2 separate regions of the Homo sapiens genome follow, and region 1 is linked to region 2. A link is an interaction called in ENCODE POLR2A ChIA-PET data of the cell type or tissue named here. Cell type or tissue: OCI-LY7. All regions are shown on one strand. Each heading gives the region's core, and the rest is flanking DNA. Links, peaks and the distances in the headings are about the cores only.

What was found. ChIA-PET counts read pairs that join two places held together with the same protein. Peaks named below come from ENCODE experiments on the same cell type or tissue, not always from the same donor. Only the 100,000 strongest peaks of a DNase experiment are listed, where the experiment ranks them.
Region 1: POLR2A ChIA-PET joins it to region 2 with 5 read pairs; 1 of 35 experiments calls an interaction of 5 or more read pairs at or near these places.

Annotation. Positions count from the first base shown.
Region 1 is chr20:48,005,066-48,012,550 of GRCh38, forward strand. LOC107985436 (a long non-coding RNA gene) reads left to right here. Exons shown (of 4, transcript XR_007067623.1): 2 at 5,543-6,316. Among named protein-coding and RNA genes, the nearest start is that of LINC01522, 19 kb to the left of the region's middle. RefSeq lists an enhancer at 925-1,425. In OCI-LY7, for the core only: no CTCF peak of the experiment used is centred there; no DNase peak of the experiment used is centred there; H3K27ac peaks cover 306 bases.
Region 2 is chr20:47,464,688-47,472,172 of GRCh38, forward strand. No RefSeq gene overlaps it. Among named protein-coding and RNA genes, the nearest start is that of NCOA3, 33 kb to the right of the region's middle. RefSeq lists a silencer at 1-72 and an enhancer at 3,991-4,150. In OCI-LY7, for the core only: no CTCF peak of the experiment used is centred there; DNase peaks (open chromatin) are centred at 2,594 and 3,764; H3K4me3 peaks cover 1,290 bases; H3K27ac peaks cover 2,500 bases.

The DNA of each region.
Region 1 (7,485 bases), core at 2,406-4,905, 540 kb after region 2:
CAGGAGAGTGGTTGGCTGGTGTGGCTAAGGAGTCCCCTGTGTGTCTGTGACCCCATGTGTCTGTGGTCTAAGGGGGGCTGAGACCCCCAGGAGGGGAAGCAGAGTGAGCGAGAGGCAGACTCAATGGAGGGACCCCCTGGATTTAGGAGCAGGAGAAGAAGAGGACAAGGGTGGCAGAGAAAGCCTGGCTGAGCATGGGAACAAGAAGGGGGCCTTCATCAATTCCTGCTACTATGACAATATGCCTGAGACTGGGTAGCTTATAAATAATAGAACTTTATTCCTCACAGTTCTGGAGGCTGGGAAGTCCAAGACAAAGGCGCTGACAGGTTCAGTGTTTGGTGAGGGCTGCTGTCTGTGTCCAAATGGGTAGAAGGGTGCCAGTCACATCCAGGAGCTTGGCCTCATGCTGGAATCACCTCCTGAAGGCCCCGGCTCTTAACACTATCACGTTGGCAATTGGGTTTTAACATGAGAATTTCAGGAGACACCTTCAGACAGTAGCAGAGGGGTAGACCAGGAGGAACGACGGCCCAGGACCACCCTCTGTGGACACCCAGGAGGGACTGGGCGGGTCCTTAGGGGGAGCACAGGGAGCTCCATAGGAGAGGCTTTGGGGAGCAGGGCTGGGAAGCCCAGTGGGAGTGCCGGGGTGAGTGGTGGTGAGGCAGGGGTGTAGACACTGACCGCAGGACATAGAATTTCCTTAAAGGGAGGAATGTGGGCTGGAGCGGGGGTTGAGGAGAATATGTATGCGTGGAAGAAATCTATGCAGTGTCCACAGTCTACAGAGAGGCCTGGGCTGCAGAAGGCAAGCCAGGCAGGTCGTCCCAGGCACAGGGAAATCCCCAGAGCTTGGGTTTACTGAGCCCGTCCTGTGCAGGTCTGGATCTGAACACTGTGTATGCAGTATCTCACTGAAGCCCCTCCCACCCGATGAGGCAGGGCCATCATGCCACCCATTTTAAAGGGTAGGAGACTGAGACCAGAGAGGGCAAATAACCTCCCCACAGTCACACAGCTTGGAAGGGGCCGAGTCAGGGTTCCAAGGAGAGCCTGTACCCCTCCCTGCTGCTCTTAGCCTGGCTCAGCTGCAGAAGCCGAGCCCCAGGGAAGGTTGTGGTTTGGGGCACCCCGTGGCATTGTGTGCACAGGGCCAATGAGGCGCAGGACTGGGGATGGGGGGTGGCCATGTGTGGCATCGTTGGTTTCTGTGGCAGGAACCAGAGTTGTGGCACCCAGGGCTGCAGACTCCGGTTCCTCTCTGCTGAGCCCCCTTTGGGTCAGGGACTCAGTTCCTGATTGTTTCCTGGGCTCTGGTTTGTGCAGTGGCTTGATCTCAGCTCGGTGCAAACTCTGCCTCTCAGGTTCAAGTGATTCCGTGCCTCAGCCTCCCAAGTAGCTGGGATTACACTCGTGCACCACCAGCCCTGGCTAATTTTGTATTTTTAGTAGAGACAGGGTTTCGCCATGTTGGCCAGGCTGTTGTCAAACTCCTGACCTCAAGTGATTCGCCCTCCTCGGCCTCCCAAAGTGCTGAGATTATAGGCATGAGTCACGTGCCTGGCCTTGGTCTAGCAGTTTTTTTCAGACCCAGCCCCAATGGGAAACAGAGGCATGCGCTGCAGGGGTTTGTGGCAGAATTAAGGGAACTGCTAAATGATGAAAGCACCTGGGGACCAGCAAGAGATGGAGCTGCCCAGAGCCCAGGGCTGGAGGGGTGGGTGGAGGAGAGTGCATGAGTAGCCCAGGGAGAGCCCTGCAGGGAAGGTCACACCACAGGGAGAGTAGGGAAGAGGCACTCTGACCTTTCCCCTCCTGCCTTTGACCTCCAGGGAAGAGTCCCCTTGGCTGAACATAACTGGACGCCAGAGGGCAGGGAGCCCCGGAGATGCGATTCTCAGGGGCCAGTTCTGGAACAGGGAGCCCCAGGCAGAGAAGGGATCCAAGTACTGGGGAAGGAGTTGGGGAACAACAAGCTGAGGCATCTGTACCTTCTCCCGACACTTTTGCCCCAGGCTGCAGGGGGAAAGTGGAGGAGAACAGAGGAGAAGGTCCCTTCCAGGCCCAGTCCAGGCTTTGGGAGCACAGGGTGCCAGCCAGGGGAGGAGAGGGAGCTTTGGAGATCTGGAAAAGCCGGCAGAGAGGAAGAGCTTTAAGGAGAGCTGAAGGTTTGTGACCATTGAAGTGGAGGGAGGGAAGCAATGACTGAGGGGCAATGAGTGGGCTCCGTGCTCAGCATGAACTCAGTATGGGTTATTCTATGTTTTCTCATTTTAATGCATTATTTTTTTTCGAAGTTCCATACTCTTATTACAAAGTTTAGGTAATATGAGAGAAGCAGGTGGCAAGCACTTGTCTCTCCAGATCTGCTTCCTAATAGAGAGGCTGGCCGGTTCAGGGCTTGACATTTCTGCTCAGATTAGTTTTTGAGATATGATCTAACTGCCTGTTACTTTTTTGGTGGGAGTTGGAAAGTATTTCAAATACTAATGTAAGAAGGCCACTTCCTTTTTTCACGTTGGGATTATAAATCATTTGAAACTGTTTGGGGACAATGCATTTTACAGACACTCTATCTGGCCAGGTACAAATTGAACATTTAAGCTCAAGTTCAAATGTCTCTCATCCTTGACTTTGATGTAAAAACATGTCATATTTCACTCGCGGATTGCATGTGAATAAGCAATATCAGTTCTCAGAGAATGGAACCACAGCGAAAGGGAAGATAGTGGTTGTGTTCATTTTCAAGGGTTGCCGTAACAAATTACCAAAGACTGGGTGGTTTAAACACAAGAAATGTATTTCCTCGGCATTCTGGAGGGTAGAAGGGTTGATTTCTTCCGAAGCCTTTCTCCTTGGCTTGGAGATGGTCATCTGCTCCCTACATCCTCTGCACGTGTCTGTGTCCTCTCTTCTTTGAGATGCTGGTTGTATTAGTCTGTTCTCACATTGCTGTAAAGAAATACCCAAGACTGGGTAATTTATAAAGAAAAGAGGTTTAATTGGCTCACGGTTCTGCAGGCTGTACAGGAAGCATGATGCTGGCATCTGCTGGGCTTCTGGGGAGGCCTCAGGAAGCTTCCAGTCATGGTGGGAGGCAGAGGGAGAACAGGCACCTCACGTGGGAGCAGGAGCAAGAGAGAAGAGGCAGGCGCTACACACTTTTAAATGACAAGATCTCACAAGAACTCGCTCACTATCACAACAACAGCACCTCAGGGATGGCGCTAAACCATTCATGAGAAACACCTCCATAATCCAATCACCTCCCACCAAGTCCCACCTCCAACACTGGGGACTACAATTCAACATGAAATTTGGGCAAGATCCAAACCATATTACTAGTCCTGTTGGATTTGGGGCTGGCACAAATGACCTCACTTAACCTTAATTACCTCTTTGAAGACCCTGTCTCCAAATACATCATTCTGAGGTCCTGGGGGTTAGGACTTCACATATGAATTTGGAGGGGAATCCAATCTGGTCCATAACAGCTACTTTGTTTTTAATGAAAGCAAGGCTTTTCCTTCTTTTTCAATGATCCCAGTTCACACCCAAATCTGTCATCTCCTGATTCTCAGAGGTATTAATCAAGCTGTCAGTAAGAATTTACCAAGGACTTGTTCTCAGATTCAAAGGATAGTGAATGGCACTAGGACAGTTAAAAATCAGATGCTAAATTCATAGCACATATGGTCTAGCTGGGAAGATAAAAATACTTAGCTTTTGTATTAAGTATTTAATTTAAAAAAACCCTCCCTTTTTATTGCCAGGAAAAACCTACAAGAGAAAAACCATGCTTGGAGAACATCAGAGATTCTTTTGGCTAGCAGAGTTTGTAGTTTTCAGTCTCTTAAGGGATATTTCATGTTGCCCATATACAAGCCTCAGACGCCCCATTTTGCTCACATGCAATAGAAAATTAGGCCATTTCTGTTCCAGTGACTCAGCACCAAAGAAGTCATCCATCTCAGATTTAAAATTAACTGCGAAATGCAAAAGAGACAACTCAGTATAGGGGGAGTGAAAGAAGTAAGATATTTTGCAAGCTTAAAAACATTTTGGAATGAAAATCATCCTTGTAAAGCTGGAAACTAGAAGAAAATTCTGCCAATTTCTTTTTGTAAAAAAAATGTATCTTGAAACTTTTAAGGAGTATTTTATCAAAGGATCCATTCCCAGCAATGTTATTTTGAGGATCTATTTGATACCAGCTGACATGCTTCTATTTAGCATTTCACTGACTTCAAAAATCACAGCACCCAAATTACAGGCTCTAACTGAAGAAGGGAGTAGGTCTGTGAGCTGAGTTTGATTAATGTATTCACTTCTATCCCTGTCTCTTTCTTGCCTTTGATAATGAGTGAAACTGCTGCATGAGTTACTCATTTATTTTGGAAGAAAAGAAAAGGAAAATGGGGTTTGGTGGCTCCCAGGTGAGCTGACTCTTCATGTACGTCTTCCTTGTGGTCATCCGCATTGAAGCAGGTCACTGTACACTGGCCAGGCTTGTGCAGATGACTTATGAACCTGGCTGGTCTGCTTTAGATGAAAGCATGATGGTGCAGGAGGTCCTGTGGTCCTTCTCACAAATGGCGAGGAAAATTCTTCACCAGATGAGTGTAGCCTGAGATGCTTTTGTGAAGGTTGACATCTGCTTGTGATGTGATGTGATGTGATGTGATGTGATGTGATGTGATGTGTTCCTTAGTCAGTTTCCACTGAGGGCAGATAAAGAAAGGCTGTATTAGTCTGCTCTTGCATTGCTATAAAAAGCAAATTACCTGAGACTGGGTAATTTATAAAGAAAAGAGGTTCAATGTGCTCACTGTTCTGTAGGCTGTACAGGAAGCATGATGCTGGTATCTGCTCGGCTGCTGGGGAGGCCTCAGGAAACTTTCAATCATGGTGGAAGGCAAAGGGGAAGCAGGCACGTCTTACATGTCCAGAGAAGGAGGAAGGTGGGGAGGAGGTGCTACACACTTTTAAACAATCAGATCTCACAAGAGCTCTATCACAAAAACACCAAAAGGGGAAGTCTGCCCCCAGGTTCCAATCACCTCCTACCAGGCCCCACCTCCAACAATGGGGATTACAATTTGACTTGAAATTTGGGTGGGGACATAAACCCAAACCATATCAAAGTCTCATTTTTTCAAGAGAGAGATTCGTTTATATGGTGTCTTCAAACAGGGACTTCTTTTCCTAAGTTACTCCACAGTTGACCCAACTGAGGAATCCCTAATGCTTCCTCTTGAGCTGAAGCAATGCATTCTCCTAGAGATCTGCATGGTAACCACCTCTTCAATCCCATCCAAGGAAACCCTGACCCAGTGACGTGACCTGCACTGTTGTCTGGAAGGACTCATCTGGGTTCAGGTGTTTCTGTGGTTAAGGTTCTCAAATTGGGATCTTTCGTGATTACCTGTGAATACTTCAATGAGGTTAAAAGTGTAACCAGATGCACCAGGAATGTGAAAGGAATATTTTGTATTTTTCAATGAACTATCCACAGCTAATACTTTTTATCTTCAATCAGTGTTTCCCACGTGAGAAGCCAGCACCACCACCTTCATCAATATCACCATGACTTTCATCGTCATCACCATTACAACCACCATCATTAATATCACCATCACCTTCACGTAACTACCTCCACAACCACCATTCTCAATATCACCATCACCTTCATTACCACCACTACAACCACCATCAATATCACCATCACCTTCATCATCACCACCACCACAACCACCATCAATATCACCATCACCTTCATCACCACCACCATCATCATCAATATCACTATCACTTTCATCATCACCACCAGCACCACAACCACCATCAATATCACCATTACCTTCATCATCACCATCACCTTCATCACCACAACCACCATCTCACAATCACTTTCATCATCACCACCACCATAACCATCGTCAATATCACCATCACCTTCATCATCACCACAACCACCATCAACCATATCACCATCACTTTCATCATCACCACCACCACAACCACCATCAATACCACCTTCATCATCACCACCACCACAAATCACCATCATATCACCCTCACTTTCATCATTACCACAATCACCATCAATATCACCATCCCCTTCACCATCACTACCAACACAGCCACCATCATCAATATCACCCTCAACTTTATTATCACCTCCACCATCAGCAGCAGCATCAACTTCATCATCACCATCACCACCTCTGCCATCAGCAGCATCATTATTATCTTCATCATCATGGTTTCAGCCACAATCGGAATCAACAGCCGTCACCCAGAGTTGAAGGAGGTAGGAAAATGCTTTTGTAAAGCACACCTCAAATGAAAAAAAAAAAAAGCTTATTGCCTATAAATCGACCATGGATTTCTTGGAAATAATTTCTAATTCATTCAAGATTTTAAGCATGCTAACTGCTTTTTATTATGAAAATGCTGCAGGCTACTTTTAGGGAAGGGCAAGAACACAGGGTCTAAAAATGGTCCTAGTTAATGGTGAATTTTGAAATAAATCGATGCTATGCTTGATATATTCTGAATTTTATATGTTCAAAGTGGATGGGAGAAAAATGAATCACCTGTAGAGAAAATATATGTGAATTCTCAGAGGACTTTTAAAAAGTGAGACCACTTAGATTTGATACAATTTGAGTTGATCCAAATCCTGCCATGTCACAGGGTTTATGAAGCCAAATCAAAAGAGAGGGGAAACATTCACCTGTGTTAATATTCATGCATTTATTATTGTTCTTTCTCTTCATAAAGTAGAGAATTTAAAGGTTATTATAAAGCTCTCCCATGAATTATTCTGTCCAGTAAAAGTAAGCAGCTGCTAAGGGGGAGAGAAATAAAACTGGAAAACCCAAGTAGTCCTATGAAAGAAAGAGTGTGTGACTATGTCAGATTTTGGGGTGTTTTCCTTTGCTCCAATGACCATTAGAAATTCCAATCGAAGTGAACTCAACTTAGAACTCATTTATGCCTAAACCAAACCACATCTTGCAAACCTGGAAGGTCCCCAAATTGTTTCAGGTTGAAGCTATGGGGAGTGTCTTTGCTTGGGTTCTCCCACAAGCAGAGCCTGAGTCAAGGGCTTGGGTTCAGATAGATTATGGAAGCAATCCCAGGAACTGGAATGGAAGGACTGGGAATAGTGAAATAGAGAAAGAGAAGAAGCTAATACAAGGATGCATTTTGAGTTAGTTACTGTGTGGCAGTTTTAAAATATGGCTGCAGATGTTTGATGCTCCTCCAATCTAGAGGTGGGCTCTATGCCCCCTCTCCTTTCCTGTGACTCTTCCGGCTAGCAAAAGTTATGCTATGTGATTTTCCAAGGCTTGGTCATAAAAGATCATTTAGCTTCCATCTTATTTGCTAAAACACTTGCTCTTGGAATCCTGAGCTACCATGCCTGAAGTCTGCCATGCTGGGAGGAAGCCCAAGCCACGTGAGGAGGCTACA
Region 2 (7,485 bases), core at 2,579-5,078:
TGCCACCACTGGATGCAGACATCAACGATGAGGCCCCAGGGATGGAGGAAAGCTGTCAGTCAACTGGCAATGCAGCGCTAGAGGAGATAAACTTCTATTATGCAAGCCTCTGAAATGTGAGCGTTATTTGTTACAGTGGCTAGCGTTACTCTAATAGAGTATTCAACAAAAAAAATATAGTCTTTGAAGGGCAGGTCTCCCAAACTGATATATTAAGGGGCAGTTAATCTCACTTGTAAATTCTCTGAGAGCAGGGATCATGTGCTACACATTTTCTTAATCTTCGATAATGCTAAGTACCATGTTGAGCAAATGACATGTTTCTTTCTCTCTCCTTCCACCCCCGCCCCCAAAGTCCTATGACTTCCTGGGTTGGAAGAGAATGTAAGTGTTCTTTTGTAATCTTTCCAGGACACCATTAATGGAACCACAGAACACCAACTTTCACACTCTAATTCCATGTGTTTTGGAATAAGATTTACTTTGCCCCATGCTCCAGAGTTGGGTCCTGATTGGCTTACATCAATCAAAGTCTTTTCTTTACCCTGGCCTTCCCACTCTGTCACCCAGGTTGGAGTGGCACAATCTCGGCTCACTGCAACCTCTGCCTCCTAGGTTCAAGTGATTCTCCTGCTTCAGCCTCCTGAGTAGCTGGGATTACAGGCACATGCCACCACGCCAGGCTAATTTTTTGTATTTTTTTAGTAGAGACAGGCTTTCACCATGTTGGTCAGGCTGGTCTCAAACTCCTGACCTCAGTTGATCCGCCCGCCTTGGCCTCCCAAAGTGCTGGGACTATAGGCGTGAGCCACCACGCCCGGCCTCCCTGGTCTTCTTGTTAGGGTTCGCAGATGAACACATCACTGAGTGAGAGGCAATGAGATCCAAGGTTTTATCTGGGACTCCGGAAGGGAAGCAGTTTCTTCCCTTTCAAGAGAAAGCCCTGAGCATATGCTTTTCTCCTGTGTGGTGGTGTCGGTTTGGGAGGCTTCAGTTACTACAGTAACTTTGCCACCAAGAGAGCAACTCTTTCAAGTTGTCAAGGATCCATAGGTATAGATAGTTCTCAGGGGCTCAAATATTGTCAGAACCTAAATTCTTTCTCTGCCTCTCTTAGTGTGTTAGATATTCTCACTCGTGATGCCACGATAATGCCCACAATTTCAGACATTCAAGTCATAACAACACGTTTCTGTTAATGAGAAAAACCTTTCCCAGCGTGCAGCGGAGTTTTTTTCTTGTCTTATTGGCTAGAGGGCATCACGTGATAAGCCTAAACCAACCACTGACAAGTGGTCTGGATCACCGTGATTGGTTCATATGTATTCCTCAGGCTGGGGTTGGGACTGGGATCCATCTCCCTGGAAGCACATGGCCAGCAGGAGAGGGGTGGACATCTGGTCCCAACCAGAATTCTCATTTAAAAAGGAAGAAAAGTTTTTGAGTAGGCCAACAATAATGTCTGCTATGTATCCTGCCATTTGTGGTGGTATATTTATCAGTCAATTGCAAGTAACAAAAAACCAAAAAGAAAAAAGATGTTAGGGAGAAATGTATTGGCTGGCACAACTCAAAAGTTCAGAGTTTCCCAGCTTCAGGCATGGCTGGATCTGAGCAACAAGGTCATAATTATTTGGTCTCTGTTTTTATTGCTCATCTCCGCTTTATTCTCAGGCAGAATCTTACCGAGTGGTGGCTCCAGCAACTACAGACTTACTTCCTACCAAGTTAGCAATTCCAGAGGAATCTTTTAGGCAACTGTTGCAACAAAAGTTTAAGAACTGAGCCTCAAAGACTTGGCTTGGATCACAACCCCATTCTTGAACCAATCACTGTACCCAGAAGGAATGAAAAATTCTAACTGGTCAAACCATTTCTTTTTTTTTTTTTTTTTTTTTTTTTTGAGATAGGTCTTTTGCTCTGTTGCCCAGGCTGGAATACATAGCTCACTGTGGCCTCAAACTCTGGGTTCAAGTGATCCTCCCACCTCAGCTTCCCAAGTAGCTGAGATTAGTGGTGTGCACCACCACGTCTAACTAATTTTTTAAATTTTTTGTAGAAACAGGGCCTTTCTATGTTGGAAGAGGGTCAGGCGGGCGACTTGAGAAATCAAGCGCTCTGTTTTACCTGTGATTTGTGTTTCATATGCTGACATACTTCCGGGGTCTTGAGTTCCTTCTCCCGTGATTTTTCACTGGGGATGGGCTGTCTGCACGTGCAATGTGTTTATTGGAGTTGTGTACGTGCTCACTTGAGGCATTCTTCCCTTACCAGTTGAATGTCCCTAGACGGTCATCAGTTAAACTTTGCCATTTTGCCTCTTAATTCCCATGCTTGAGCCCATTTACCCAGTCCTGAGATCTTACTGGGAAGCTGCTGATCACCAGTTTCAGGTTGTTGTTTTTTTTCTGCTTATTGGGAGACTGCCTTTCCCTGGAGTCGGCTGAGACCAATCATTATTTTAGAGAGATAGTTAACAACCGCCTGAGCATCACCTGATGGTCACCTCTGGTCACCTGACATTCCTGGTGTGTGTGTGTTGTGGGGGAACTCTCTCTTGCTCTGTTCATGTCTGACTAGCTACCTACTGTAACAGCTGCACCACTGCATTCCAGCCTGGGTGACAGAGCGAGACGCTGTCTCAAAAAAAAAAAAAGGTGATTTGTGGCGATGGCAAAAATCTCAAAGGCGTTACATGAGTCACTGAAATTTGGGGAACTCTGATAGACCCAGGTTCTATCCTGGACTTTATTTGGCTGAACCAAACTGAACAAAAATTCCCTTGCATGAAAACTGGTGCTGGAGGAATATTTTCTTTGATTGATTGATTGAGGCAGGGTCTCACTGTCACCCAGGCTGGCATTGAGTGATGGAATCACGGCTCACTGCAGCCTCAACTTCCCGGCCTCAGGTGATCCTCCTGCCTCAGCCTCTCAAGTAGCTGGGACCATGGGCGCACACCCAGCTACCCAGCTAATTGATTTTTGTGGGGTTTTTTTTTTTTTTTTGAGATGGAGTCTCACTCTGTCACCCAGGCTAGAGTGCAATGGCTCGGTCTCGGCTCACTGCAACCTCCGCCTCCCAAGTTCAAGCAATTCTCCTGCCTCAGCCTCCCAAATAGCTGGGACTACAGGCACGTGCCACCACACCCAGCTAATGTTTGTATTTTTAGTAGAGATGGGGTTTCACTATGTTGGCCAGGCTGGTCTCAAACTCCTGACCTTGTGATCTGCCCACCTCAGCCTCCCAAAGTGCTGGGATTACAGGTGTGAGCCACTGCGTCTGGCCTATTTTTGTGCATTTTTTGTAGAGCCAGGATTTTGCCATGTTGCCCAGGCTGGTCTTGAACTTCTGGGCTCAAATGATCCTCCCGCCTTGGCCTCCCAAAGTGCTGGGGTTACAGGTATGAGCCACCATGTCCAGCTTGAGGAAATCTTTCCAAGGACTGCTGCCTTCAGGTGGAGCTTCAAGGTTCAAACGGTCTTTATTCATAGCCTTTTTAAATTTGGTGGGGGCTACATTTTTCAAATATATTTTCAAAGGCCTTCATTTGGGGAGAGGCCTTAAATGTGCCAACTGCCAGCTGCAAGAACCAAGTGGCCAGAACATCGAGGTTTTGAAGTCTCGCAAAACAGATGTGTAAAAGTCAACTGCACAGGCAGGACCTTAGAGTGGCACCCGGAACCCAAGGCCTTGAAAGATCCCAGCTTGTTTCTTTACAGAAAGCTTGGCTTTGTTGACCAGGCTGATAGAAACCGCGCCCAGCTGTAGAAAGGTTGCGTGTGTATATATGTGCGTGTTTCTGCTTCCTCTTTTTTTATCTCATACGATTACAAACACATAATCTCAAGGGTCTGCAGCACATGTCACCTTGGAGTTATTTTAGATTTACCCCCGGAACATCAAACGTTCATTCCAGAAGGGTTTGACAGGGCATAGAGAGTGCCGACTAAACCCAGAGGGGGCAAGTTCAAGCATGTTTTTCGCTACCCCAATTTGCATCAGTGCCTCCCCACCCCCCCAAAACACATGCCTCTTTTGCATTACTCAGTGAAAAGTGAAAACTGATAAAGAAAAGGCATGTTTTGTTAATTAAAAACATCTTTATTTAATAGCATGGCTGCTAAATCTGGTAAATAGCAGCATGCTGCTAGATCTGAATAATGGGGTCGTTTTTTTCTTTGACACAGGGTCTCACTCTGTCACTCAAACTGGAGTGCAGTGGTGCAGTCATGGCTCACTGCAGCCTGGAACTCCTGGGCTCAAGTGATCCTCCTGCCTCAGCCTCCTGAGTAGCTGAGACTACAGGCACGTGCAAGCATGCCCAGGTAATGGGGTCATTTTTGTTTCTTTTTCTTTCTTCTTATTTCAACCCTATTATCTGACCTTTTTTTTTCCCTTGCAAATATTCTTGTTCTGTCTCCTATGTCTGGAGATGGAAGATAAGGAAACCCATACTAGTCCTTTTGGGTTGCTCTGATCAAATAACAGAGCAACAGACAGAGAAAACAACAGAGGGAGGGAGGGCTTTCCCTCTTTCCCCCTCCCTCCCTCCCTCCCTCCCTCCCTTCCTTCCTTCCTTCCTTCCTTCCTTCCTTTTTTTCCTTCTTTTCTTTCTTTTCTTTCTTTTTTTAAGACGGAGTCTCGCTCTGTCGCCAGGCTGGAGTGCAGTGGCGTGATCTCAGCTCACTGCAACCTCCGCCCCTGCCCCAGGGTTCAAGTGATTCTCCTGCCTCAGCCTCCCAAGCAGCTGGGACTACAGGCGTGCGCCACCATGCCCAGCTAATTTTTGTATTTTTGTATTTTTTGTATATTTTGTATTTTGTAGAGACGGGGTTTCACCACGTTGGCCAGGATGGTCTTGATCTCTACCTCGTGATCTGCCCGCCTCGGCCTCCCAAAGTGCTGGGATTATAGGCATGAGCCACCATGCCCGGTCTTCTTTTCTTTCTTTCTCAATTTTATTAAGTGCATCCTATGGTACTATGCTGGGCATAATGGAAACCAAAACAGAAATAATGTCTACTCAGATGGAGTTTAATTTCTGGACAGGAGTAACAAACTGAAATGCATAACAGGAACCTAAGATGCACTGAATAGAGCTGGCTTGAGAAAGATAACCTGTAATCTTCACTGGCCTCAGTGTCTGGAAGGCATCAGGGAATAGTGGGTACCGTGGTAAACTGGAGAGCCCATGCTCCTTTCCAGATCCTCAGATCAGCCATCAGGAAAGTAGACCCTCTTTTCCCATACTTTTATATACATATTTCAAAAGAAGCCAGAAATTGACAGAAATTCAGATCTTTATGTGAAATCTACCAGTATTCAAATACTGACAACTCATTCAGATTATTTAAAATGCTTGTATGGGCCGGGCGCAGTGGCTAACGCTTATAATCCCAGCACTTTGGGAGGCCGAGGTGGGCGGATCACAAGGTCAGGAGATCAAGACCATCCTGGCTAACACGGTGAAACCCCGTCTCCACTAAAAATACAAAAAATTAGCCGGGTATGGTAGCAGGTGCCTGTAGTCCCAGCTACCCGGGGAGGCTGAGGCAGGAGAATCGCTTGAACCCGGGAGGTGGAGCTTGTAGTGCAGTGAGCTGAGATCGCGCCACTGCACTCCAGCCTGGACAACAGAGCGAGACTCCATTTCAGACAGACAAACAAACAAAACGCATGTATGGGCCAGGTGTGGTGGCTCACGCCTGTAATCCCAGCACTTTGGGAGGCCAAGGCAGGTAGATCATGAGGTCAGGAGATCGAGACCATCCTGGCTAACATGGTGAAACCCCATCTCTACTAAAAATACAAAAAATTAGCCTGGCATGGTGGCAGGCACCTGTAGTCCCAGCTACTAGGGACGCTGAGGCAGGAGAATGGTGTGAACCCAGGAGGCAGAGCTTGCAGTGAGCCAAGATCATGTCACTGCATTCCAGCCTGGGCGACAGAGCGAGACTCCGTCTCAAAAAAGAAAAAACAACAACCACCTTAGGTTCTATAGGTGATGTTATCTATAGAAGCAATTGGGAAAGTTACAAATCTTGTGACCTCTGGCCACATGACTCCCGAGCAGTAAAGGATTATAGAAACTGTGCCTATTTTATCAGAATTCAGTCCCCTCTCATCCTGCTAACCTTGTGGCCTTTCATTAGTTTTACAAAGCTGGTTTGGTTTTGGGGAGGGCTATTATTATCTTTGCTTTAAGATAAAACCATAAACTAAATTCCTCCCAAAGTTAGCTTGGCCTATGCCCAGGAATGACCAAGGAGTTTGGAGGTCAGAAGCAAGATGGAGTCAACTATGTAAAATTTATCTTACTGTCATAATTTGGCAGAGGCAGTTTCAAGGTCAGCAGTGAATGGTAGCCGCAGTGTGCTATCATTGCACCTGTGAAAAGCCACTGTAATCCAGCCTGGACAACATAGCAAGGCCCTGTCTTTTAAAAAATCTATTTTAAAAAAGGCTGGGCAAGGTGGCTCATGCCTGTAATCCCAACACTTTGGGAGCCTGAGGTGGGCAGATCACCTGAGGTCAGGAGTTCCAGACCAGCCTGGCCAACATGGCGAAACCCTGTCTTTGCCAAAAATACAAAAATTAGCTGGACATGATGGCGCATGCCTGTAATCCCATCTACTCAGGAGGCTGAGGCAGGAGAACTGCTTGAACCCAGGAGGCAGAGGTTGCAGTGAGCTGAGATTGCACCACTGCATTCCAGCCTGGGCGACAAAGGGGGACTCCATCTCAAAAAAAAAAAAAGTGTATAATCAGGCATCCAACTCAACCCGATTGACTAGGACTTTCCTGATTTTAACACTGCAAACCTGGAAAGTCCTGGACAAACCAGAAGGAGCCGGTCATCCTACTTATATGGTACTCAGCATTTGCCAGGCATGAAGTCCGTGATCAGGGACTGCTAACAGGCGGCGGGCCAACTCACAGGCCAAATCCAGCCCCACCACTAGTTTTCTTTTTTTTTTGAATTGAAAAAATTTTGGACCAAGCATGGTGGCTTACACCTGTAATCCCCACACTTGGGAGGCTGAGATGGGAGGATTGCTTGAGGCTGGGAGTTTGAGACCAGCCTGGGCAACTCAGGGAGATCCTATCTCTACAAATTAAAATGAGAAGTAAATAATTTTGATAATTGCAGATTCACACGCACTTGTAAAAAATAATACAGAGATCTCTTTTACATTTTGTCCATTTTCCTCCAACTATGCAAAAGCATAGTATAATATCACATTCGGGATGTTGATATTCATATGACCCACCAATCTTATTCAGATTTCTCTTATTTGTAGAGATGGGGTTTTGCCATGTTGGCTAGGCTGGTCTTGAACTCCTGGCCTCAGGTGATCTGCCCATCTCAGCCTCCCAAAGTGCTGGGATTACAGGCATGAGCCACCTCACCGGACCAGATTTCCCTTTTTAGCTGTACTCATTTGTGTGTGTATTAAGTTCTATAAAATTTTATCACGTCTT